2 separate regions of the Mus musculus genome follow, and region 1 is linked to region 2. A link is a loop called in an ENCODE intact Hi-C map of the cell type or tissue named here. Cell type or tissue: left cerebral cortex. All regions are shown on one strand. Each heading gives the region's core, and the rest is flanking DNA. Links, peaks and the distances in the headings are about the cores only. Region 1 holds the start of Gm40124 (a long non-coding RNA gene). Region 2 has its middle 110 kb from the start of Gm40124.

The links. Hi-C counts contacts between places; a loop is a spot of excess contacts. Peaks named below come from ENCODE experiments on the same cell type or tissue, not always from the same donor. Only the 100,000 strongest peaks of a DNase experiment are listed, where the experiment ranks them.
Region 1: a loop joins it to region 2, with 10 times the contacts of the local background. A loop is called at or near these places in 10 of 42 quality-filtered maps.

Annotation. Positions count from the first base shown.
Region 1 is chr3:115,640,713-115,646,094 of GRCm38, forward strand. It overlaps Gm40124 (a long non-coding RNA gene), which reads right to left and starts at 1,014. Exons shown (of 3, transcript XR_867569.1): 1 at 726-1,014; 2 at 286-395. In left cerebral cortex, for the core only: CTCF peaks have their summits at 2,178 (motif pointing left) and 4,209 (motif pointing left); DNase peaks (open chromatin) are centred at 1,407, 1,713 and 2,153; H3K4me3 peaks cover 1,092 bases; H3K27ac peaks cover 727 bases.
Region 2 is chr3:115,527,678-115,533,059 of GRCm38, forward strand. No RefSeq gene overlaps it. Among named protein-coding and RNA genes, the nearest start is that of Gm40124, 110 kb to the right of the region's middle. In left cerebral cortex, for the core only: a CTCF peak has its summit at 2,416 (motif pointing right); DNase peaks (open chromatin) are centred at 2,429 and 2,906.

The DNA of each region.
Region 1 (5,382 bases), core at 255-5,254, 110 kb after region 2:
CCTCCAGATTGACCCATTCTGTCCTGCATGGAAGATCATTAAGACCGGAAGTAAGCAGCTCAAGCTAGCTTTAGGAAGTTCCTGAAACTGACCAGATTCACTGGGTCCCTCCCGCTCCAAACACACACACACACACACTAAAAGTAACTCTCAGACAAGCCCAGGTACCTGGAAAAAAGCAGAAATAAGACTAGCAGACTCAGAGATCAGCCAAACTAGAAGAAACAAAAAAACAGCTGAGCTTCCTTAAGAGGCTTAGATCACCTGAAAAGGGGACTCCCTCACCTGGTGAGCTAGTGTCCTGCAGCTTCCCAGAACTGGCTCCCACCCTGAGATGGAGTTTTGTGATGCAGCTTTCTTTGAGTGGTTTCTTTCTGTAACTGCTCACCATACTCCTGCAAGTAACACCAATAAAAAAGCCATTGGTTCACCAAACTTTGATGTGTTGTTCATTCCCTGTCTGGGTTATATAGATATTCAGATCTCTACCAATAAAATAAATAAATAAATAAATAAATAAATAAAGCCTGTCACCCAGCAATCTTTTGTTAGTGTCCTTCCACCCCCAAATATTCCTCCCATTGTATTCTTTCTCTCTTCCTTTCTATTAGTTGAATCTATTTCCTGACAGTTTCATACAAGTACATAGTTCATTTGGTTACTTGCATCCCTTCCACCCTCTCTTACTCTCCCATCCCTCCCTCTCCTCCGTACAAGTCCCTTACCAGCTCCTGGTATATTGTTCTGTTTTGTGAACCACTGATTTTAACCAGGGCTATCTGTGTGTCTGCAGAACTCTCCTCTGGAGCCTAGCTGGCTCACCTTGGGTACACAACTGAAGACAATGACTATCCCTTCCCAGAATCCACCAGTCACTGAGAACCTTTTCCTGTCCGTGGTTAGCTGTTGATAAGCCCAGTGTTGTGCAATCCCGTGCTGGCAGTCCTCTGTGCTGTGATATCACCTTTTGACATTCCTGTGCCCAGAAGATAGCGTTTCCCAGCTCCTCCCAGTCGTCCCCCCACCCCCACCCCCCAATCTTCCTGCCCTGAATGCTTTCCGCTTCTCCTTCCTGGGTGTTCCCTGGACCTTAGAGAAAACGATATAAATGTCCTGTCAAAAAACTTAATTAAAAATTTTTAAACAAATTTAAGGAAATGAAGCCTCACTGCCGTTGCTGTTGTTGTTTTAATTACACTTTTCTGAAGGGAGAATCTTTTAACTTGTTTTGGCCTGAAGTGTGCGGAATATAATTGCCTAGGATTCCCTAAACTACATTTCATGAACACGCACTGTAAGACGCCTATTACAAGTACAGCCCATTCTTTGGAGGAGTTTCACATTTTGTTCCGGAGACAGTTAAGACAAGTGCAAACCTTCAAGACATCTGTACCCCTTACCCGGGCCCCTATTTCCTGGCCTTGGTGTGCCTCATTATAAAGACCGGATATGCAGGCCAAGCAGAGAGAAGACTGGGAAGTCTCCTTCACTCTTCCTCGCACCCCCTACCCCTTGGCTCTTGTGGGAGGAAAAAAAAATCCCCTGGTGCAGGAAATGGGCCTGAAGCAATGAGACAGGTCCAGAGTAGAGGAGAAAGGAGCAGGGCACACAGGCCACACCAGACATCAAAATATTTTCAGTGCGGAAGGTGGTGGGGTCCTACGGAGGAAGTTGGGTGGAGAGACATTCCCTGCTTGCACTCGGCGGTGAACCTGGCTAAGGCTGCAGAGCATTGCAGATCCAAAACCGCAGCTGCTGGTGCTGCGGATCTAACGTCTTTTCGGGCGGGGGTGGGGGTGGTGGTGGTGGGAGCTCATCAACTCGAAAAACTTTATGAAAACCTGACGCGTGGGAAAAGAACAAAGGAAAGTCGAGAGGCTCATGTATATCAAAGGAAAGGGACTCGGAGAAATACTGGGGGGGGGGGGGGGGAGGAAAAATTCATCCCTAAATGCTTCCGAATCCTAGATGCTGAAGCAGCCTCCTCCGTCGATGCAGCTGTGACTTTGGATGTCTCCTTCTCTTTAACTGCCGCTTTGATACCGCTGCCTTTTGAAGTCTCTTTTTATATATTTTGTGATTTACTTGGGCAATGGATGGAACTTGCTGTGGCTGCTGTTTACCATCGCATTGGGCTCTGCAGTTTGGGAAGGCAAAAGGCAGGTCCGCGGTCGCCCTCTCCTGGTGAAGCCGCGGAACTTCGGAGAGGAGATCTGAGAAGATTAATTTTGTTTGGTTCAGCAACTTTTTTTATTAAAGTTTACCCCCTTAAATATACTCATCAAGCTTTAACATTAGCCAGAGTCTCTTGGAGGACTCCTAAAAGCTAGAAGCCTCGGTTCCACCCACAGAGTTTCCACTGCGTCTTGGGTGGAGCACAATAATTTGCATTTCTAGCGAGTTCCCAGGCAAGTTGGCAAAAGCACTACTCTCAGAACCACTTCCTTGTCCACAAGTCACTGGGCAGGATGAGAGAGCATTTTACTAAGCCGCTGGTCCTTAGTCTGTAGGAGAAGGACTCTGGGAAATGAGCAAAATGAAGAACGTGGCTCTTGCTAGGGTGTTGTAAGAAGTGAAGCGTTCCCTCACACTAGGTTCATGAGTGGAGCCACTGTAACAAATATTAACAAGAGAAAGCATACCAACTTATGTAATACGAGTTCATGTGACCTCAGAATTTTCAGAATGGAAGTCCACTGCAGTAGGGTAACCTGTGTGTTCTTTTTTTTAAGATTTATTTGTTTATTTTATGAGTACACTGTAGCGATACACATGGTTGTAAGCCACCATGTGGTGTCTGGGATTTGAACTCAGGACCTTTGGAAGAGCAGTCAGCGCTCTTACCCGCTCAGCCATCTCACCAGCCCCAACCTGTGCGTTCTTTAAATAATTATTTTGGTTTTTTTAATCATGTATGTCTGTGTGCATGAAGGCAGAGATCAGAGGAATAGATTCCTTAGAGCTGGAGTTCTGTTGTGAAGCAACTGACACTGGCGCTGGAAATCAAACTCCCGTCCTCTGAAACAACAATACGCTCTTAACCCCTGAGTCACCTCTCCAGACCCTAAAATCTGTGTATTTTACTGTGTTGGTGTGAAGAAGAGGGGACAGTGGTGGAAATCAGGATGGGACAGGAGCTCCGACCTAAAGATAATAAAGAAGGGGAAACGCTGTCCTGTTGAGACCCCTTGTGTCTTCAGCTTCTTTGTTTCCAGTAAAGATTGACAATCCATCCCATAACCTTCCTGGGAGAAAGGCCAGAAAACTCTTTGTAGGTTTTAGGATCTTTGTCAAGTAAGATAAAAAAGGAAGACTCCATTCATGTCATGATATGCTGTCGCCAGCATTTTATCACATGCCCAGGCGCCTATATTTAGGAAGTGTGTTCTGAACTCCATCAGTGTCATGAACACGGGTCTCTTACCCAGAAGCCAGTGCACTATCCATTAAAGCACAATGTATTGAGCTGTAACCCTAATACAAGTCAGATGTCAATCACTCCCATCCCTGCCACCTAAGAGGAAAAGCAAGCGTGTGTGCCTCCAAACACTGCTGAGATGGCTGACTCAGCAAGCAGCGCCCATCCCCACCTTCTGATCCCATCCATTCAGCAACTCCCGCCTCCCATATGAACCACTGCACACAAGCACCCAGTGATCGAAACATGGCCTATGAGACTTCAATGGCTGGAAGGACTGTGCAGTGGGCAGGGGCAACTGTAAGAAAGCTAAATCTTTGCTTGTTGCTTTAACCATCTGCTGGATTCTCATTGCCCTGGGGAAGGCTCTTTGGGCTTGGCAATGCAGTCACACCCCTGAACTTCCCCTTTCTTCTCATTTTATGCTCTGCCCGCTCTAATTATAACTTCCCTCTCCCCTTTTGACCCTTTGCACCTGTGTGTCAGCTACCTGAGCCTCTGATACGTCTCACCAGCACACTTATTTGAACAACTTGGTCTCGTCTGTCAGGATTCAGCTTAGATGTTGGAGAAAAGACTTATCTTCACCATCGTGAATTTCGTGACTAAGAACCCTACATCAAAAGATAGATTAATTAGAGAAATGAGTACATAGTTACTTAATAAAAGTTTGATGTGGGAGCTGGAGAGATGGCTCAGAGATGGTTAAGAGCACTGACTGCACTTCCAGAGGTCCTGAATTCAATTCCCAGCAACCACATGGTGGCTCAAAACCATCTGTAATGGGATCTGATGCCCTCTTCTGGTGTGTCTGGAGATAGCAGCAATGTACTCATATTCATAAAATAAATAATTCTTTAAAAAAAAAGTTTGATGTGGCCCAGGAGCCTTCAGAAACTAAGCCTCCACAGGACATCGTCTACCCACCACTTGGGAGACAGAGGCAGGGGGATTGGGAATCCATGGTCACCCAGGTCATCCACACCCTCATAGAGGACTCAAGGCCAATCTGGGCTATGTGTGACCTAGGAGAAAGATGTGGGAGGGAAAGACTGGAAGGAGGGAGGGAAGAATAGAGAGAGAAAGGGAGAGAGGAAAGGAGGAAGGGAGGGGGAGAGAGGATGGAGGAAGAAACAGAGGGGAGGAAAGGAGAGACATTAAGACTCAGAGGTACAGGAAAACCTGTGTGTTCTTACGAACAAGGAGGTATGAGCTGATAGTAAACTGTAGGGAACCTAGCCAGGCATATATGCTCAGACTTCTTTCTATGTATTTGTGTTTCCAGAAATAACAATATGACATCGCTCTGGCACAAGGGTTTTATGAGCTATTTTAAGGCCAAGCCAGTTGGACTTTATAGAGTACTCGGGAGCTGGGGTCAAGAGTGAGAGGGGAATTCTTTCTAGAGTCTATGACCTGTTCTTGTTTTCTGAAATGCTAGGATACAGTTATTCCAGAGTGCCATACGCAGACTCAACCAACTTCCAAGACAATTGAGTTTATGGCAACTCATTGTGGCACTGCCTAGTTCCTAAGTGGTGCCTCCTCAAGATGCGACCCAGGAGCCACCAACTCCTCTAGATGCTTGCCCCCCAGGGAAATGTGACCTTTTCACCTTTGTCCTTTTGCTTTCAGTACACCATCCATGACCTAAAAGACCCTCAAGATGAGGTGAGTTGGGAAAAAAAAAAAACAACTTGAATATCTTCCAAATATCTCTGCCTCCTGTCCTCTAGCAAGTCACACACAGTGCTTATGACAAGATATCAGATGTGCTCCTTGTTTTGCCCCAGCTTACGTAGGCGTGCTACGAGAAGGTGTCTGATCTCATCCGGGACACATTTTCAAGATACATGTGCCTCACAAGCTGAAATTCCTTGAGGGTTCTCATGATAACCCAGAAGTTATGGTAGCTTATGCCTGTAGTCAGAAGATTTGGGACATGTAATCAGGAGGATTGCTGT
Region 2 (5,382 bases), core at 52-5,051:
CCCATCCACTCAGACATGCTTCTTCTTATCCTCCAAGATAGATTCAAATGTCACTCTTTGTATCTTTCTAATATTCTCCCCAGCCATTAGTTGTGTTTGAAGAGCATATTTGATGAATGGAGATGTAAATGATCATTCTGAGTGAGGCAAACCAGACCCAGAAAGATAAACATTTCATCTTCTCTCTCACATGTGGATGCTGTCATTGGATCTTACGATATGTGTCTGTAGAGTAGAGGGCTCTTATAAGTAAGAAGACATGGAGAGCATTCCAAAGGAGGGGGAAAACTGGTGATAAGAAGGGAGAAACAGGAAGAATGGAGCAAGTAAGATTTGGTAGAGTAGGAGATGGGAGGGCACGAGAGAGGACACTGTAGGGATAGCTAAAACTAAAGTCTGTTGGAAAAGCCACATTGAAGCTTTATTGTGGAAAGTTTTCAAAGTACATACATACATACAGAAAGTTTATATATAGTTACCCTACAATGAGGATGGGATGCCTCTCCTAGGTAATGTTAGCAAGTGAAAAGCCCCATGTCAGGTAAGAGTTACCTTTCTTCTAGTTGTCCGTTCCTTAGAGCCCACAACATTACATTGTTCTTGGCCATCCTCCAGAACTTGGTGGTAAGACCCTATTGCTAAAAATAACTATGTACTTGAATCATAGAACATAGAGAAACCACCTTGTTATCAACATAGAAACTCCATCTTTATTGATTGGCTTTCAGAGCTCTGGAAACTACCAAAGGCGGGGGTAGGGGGAGCAGTCAATAATCTTGCCCAGCTGTGAACCCCGTGAACTACAATAACTGGCCTGACAAGATAGGCCCACCAATGCAATAATGGTACAAATACTGTAAGAGTGACAAAAACTATATGATTATATTTAAGATACACTCCACAAAATGAAATGCATGGCAGCTATTATCACCTGGGCCAAGAACCTGTAGCTGAATAGATCATAGGCCCAAGGGGATTGCTTACTACTATTCTTCTGGTAAATGGACGTAGTGTTAAGCTGTCCCTAGGTATAAATACCTTTATGCATATGGATTACATATCGTTCACCTCTCTTTTTTTTCTGCAGATGATGATTGACACAGAGACATGCATGTTTTCTGCATGCAGAGAATAAGAGACTGGGAGTCGTCAGTACTATTGGGACATCAGTATGACACTCATCCTCCCAGTTCAAGGATCATCTTGGAAGAGGGAGTGCAAGGAGTGGAAGAGCCAGGGGCAGTAGAAATCTACAATACAATAATTTCCAAACATGGCAGGCCCATTACACTCATGAACTCATAGCAGCTTTGACTACAGGTACAAATCCTATACAAGACCAAGTCAGAGAAAATCCCAACCAAGATGGTGAAGTCAAAAAGTCTCACACTTGCTGAGGAGCTATTTGCAGTTGAAGTTGGCTGGGGAAGAAAGAATCAGTCTTCCCTAGCGATTTGATACAGGAGAAACAACCGGGATCCTGTAGATGGTCCTATACCATAAGCTCATTGACAGCACTAAATTGGACCAATAGAGTTTTTAAAATATGTTTTAATTGAACTGTAATTATATAACTTTCCTCCTCCATTTCCTCACTCCAGTGTCCCACACACAGCTGCCATCCCTCAAATTACTCCTATTGTCCCCAATTCTCAAGTTAATAGCCTCTTTTCCTTTGACTATTTTTGTTACATGCATATACGTGAGTGTATGAGTGCTTAAACAAAGGTGAGTATACCCTATTGATTCCAATTTGTTCTTTGAGTGTGTACGGCTGACCACTCTGCACAGGACAACCAGTAAGGGAGCCCATTTCTGGGAGAAGCTAACTCTCATTCTTCGAAAAGTCATTAATTGCCTGTAGTTTAGTGGTAAGAATCCACAAAAAGTTCCACCTTCCATATTACCATGCCCCTTGATGATGCCGTTGTTCTGGTCTGTTTATTCAGCCCTTTCTAAGAAAACCTTTTTCAGAGCAGACTTCCTAATAGTCTGGCTTTTACCATCTTTCCATCCCTCCTCCAAAATGTTTCCTGAGGCACAAATGCAGAAGCTCTGATATAGATATACCCATTGGACCTGGACTACACACAATTTGTTTGGTTCTTCATTGTATCCACCTGTGGCTTTCTGTGGTGGTCTCTATTTGCTGCAAAGAGATGCTTCTGTGATAAAGAATATAGCTAAACTTATCTGTGGGCATAAGGATGGTTAAGAACGTAGTAAAGAACGATGCTGTGACATTAAAATAGGCCATTCCACCCAGCTTATGTGGTGCTGGGGATGGAACTCAGAGTTTCAAGGATGCTACCCTTGCACTATGCAAATGGTTCCATGTCTTCAACCCCATAAATTAATCTCCTTCAGGAAGAACGCCTGCCTTGTGAGCACACGGCTTGTTTTCTTCATTCTCATTAGGTGGTTCTGCCACTGGAGGGTGCTGTTGTCGTGATGGTCCAAGCATTGGCATGGGATGGGATGATCTTTAACAATATTTTTACAATTGTTACTATTTTTTTAATAACTCCTACAAACCTTGCACGATGTATGCACAACAGTGGAAATCTAAACAGCATCCAACAACCTTGTTAGTTAATCAATAACCAGCAGCCATAAGACCAGGACTTCAATAAAGTTGTAGAATGGGTCATTCATTAGATTTAGACTCCACATTAGCATAGCTTGAATTTAATAGCTGTGATCCTTTTCTCTAGCAAGCTAATTACTAAGAACTATCATTCTTATTTTTGTTGGTTACTAAAACAGTTCCAAGGATGTACCTGCTGGGGAAGTGTGAGAATTCATAGAGGGCCGGTTTGAGTGGGTGCTGATCCCTAAAGAGAGAGAATAAGGAAAAGGGCTGCATTTCCCTGCCAAAGTTTTCTCTGAGTTACAATCATAAACTGTAGGCAAATGCTTTGACCTAAATATTTGGCTGCCTACCGACAGGCTCCATGGCAATGTGAGCCTCTTTACCTCAGAGCCCCAGAGAGACTGAGAAGGTCACACCAGCCCCATTCTCTTCTGGCAACTGCATTCATAATACTGTCTTCAGACCTGATCTAAAACTAAGGACAAATTGATTCCCGAAGAACAAAGTGTAATTAGGCCCTGTTTGTCATTTCACAAACATGAAAAAGAAATGAAAAGAGAAGGAAAGGGAAAAGAAACAGCCAAAAGAACGGGTGTTTCTCATTTCTCAATTTTCACCTCTCATATTCAAACTTTGTTTTGTTTTGCTTTTCTTCTCTAGTTATGGCTATGAGTGGAATGCAAAGCTGTCAACACAAGCTTCGCTACTGAGTGTTTAGTCAATGTCCTCCAAGCTCATGAGACACTGCACCAGGCTAGGACACCCACGTGTGTGTACCCCACCTCCACAAATGTCAAGACCCTAGGAGAAGTGCAGCTGCTGACAGGCCAGCCAGCAGCCTTGTCCAAAGCCTGAGGCTAGTATTATATCCACGGTCTCACCTGACTCAATAGGAATTCCCCTAGCTGGCTGCAGAGATGGGAGATGGAATCCTGACAGGCTTTTTCCCCCTTCAGAATCACCTATATACTATAGAAATGTGGACACAATATTTCCCGAAGGAACCACCTGAATCAACCTGGATTTCCAGAAAGTCAAGCCAAGGGGCACCCAGAAAATATATTTCAAGAAAAAATAAAGTATTCAAAAACAATGACTTCAGCATCTGGTGAGAACTTGCCATCATCCCCAATACACATTTTCTTTTTTCACATAAAATATGCATTCATGTGAATATTGGTTAAAATGATTACATTTGTAAAATAGAATTACATGGTGGTATATCTTTGAAACAAGAGAAAAAACTTATGCCTACATTGTGATTTCCAAAACGAGTAGAAAATACACATTTTTAGTACAATAGCCTGTCACAAAGTCAACTCCCTCAAAAGCATATTTGGAGACAAAAACAACAACAAACGTGATGTCATTGTGTCTGTTCATTGTATCCATAATAACTTCATAATCTTGTTATAATCACCTAATCCTAGAGCCCTTAGAAGCCAGTTTGGGGCTAAAAATGTGACCCAAGTGAAGGTTCTTCTGAGGGAACTGTTATTCAGGACAAATGTCTTGAATACAGAACACTTTAATAACCTGAGTTTCTCACAACTATAAACATGATTAGCTTGGGGGGCAAGTCTGAGTGATTCTTGATGAAAAAGTCCTGTCCTCTGGCCCATCTTTGTGTTGAAACAACCAGCAGTCACGGGAAATAGTCAGAGAAAGCTGAGGCTCAAACCTAACCTGTTTCACTTCCTTCTCAAAAAAAGTGATAATTCTGCTTGCTTTTGCCTAGCTGAAGGCTGAAATTAAACCTTCAAACAGGTGGCCAAACCCAAGATGACTTACAGCTATCCAGATCTGGCCCAGCGCCGCATGACCAGGAAAATAAAGCATCAACTATTCAGTTCAATCTACGTCTCAAGTGTCTCAAGCGCCGTGCGGCAGTTCAACACATGTGAGTCTTCTCTTTGGTGAGAGGGAAAGCTTGCAAAGATAGATGGTATCACCTGCAAAGTGAAAAGAGTGAGGGCCGAGGCCCATGGAGGCAGTTTAATCACGCACAAGCAGTTTATCATTGCACATAATAACACAGGGCCTTAAAACGCCGGCTCTGACACTCTCATTTGTCCTGTGATAGAGTGCTCACTGCGTGGGAATTTAATATCCCCAATGCAATCAAACTTGGAGACATAGAGAATGTGCCCATCATCTATAAGCCAGTAGTCACCTGCCAGCACTTGCTTTGCTCGCCAAGAAAGGGATGCTACAGGGAGTCGAAGTTTATGGCCCATGGAAAGATTCCCACGTGAGACTCGATGATACCCAGGCCCCAGCTAAGAGTGTGTGAGGCCCAAACATGGGCATCCTTTTCAACGCTGCACAGATAAATCTGTCTCTACATTGTGCTGAGACCCCGTCGAGATGCTATGCTGTCCATGAAGGGTGATCGCTGGTACACCGTTTTGAAATTCAGCCCAGAGGCAGAGTGCACAGTCTTCCACAAAACAAGGCTGCCCCGCTCATCTGTGGAGGCAACATAATACCTTCCCGTCGGTGTGTAGTCCCCAGGGAAGTCTCTGATGCTGTGAAAATCTCTTTTTCAATTGAAGCAAGCAAATCTCCTGATTTTGCTTCTCAAGATTAGCCTGGAACCAAATCTCTTGTTCCAGGAAAAGTAGGTGTTGTTTTCGTTTTGTAAATAAAGAAATGGGAAAATCTGAGAGGCAGCGTCATGACTTGAGGAGTTTCAAACCACTAGCATTCTTCCTTCAAACTTGAGGATTAAGAGTTACTTTTTTTCAATGTCTAAAGGCTTGCTTATTTTATGAAACTATGTTTTACAT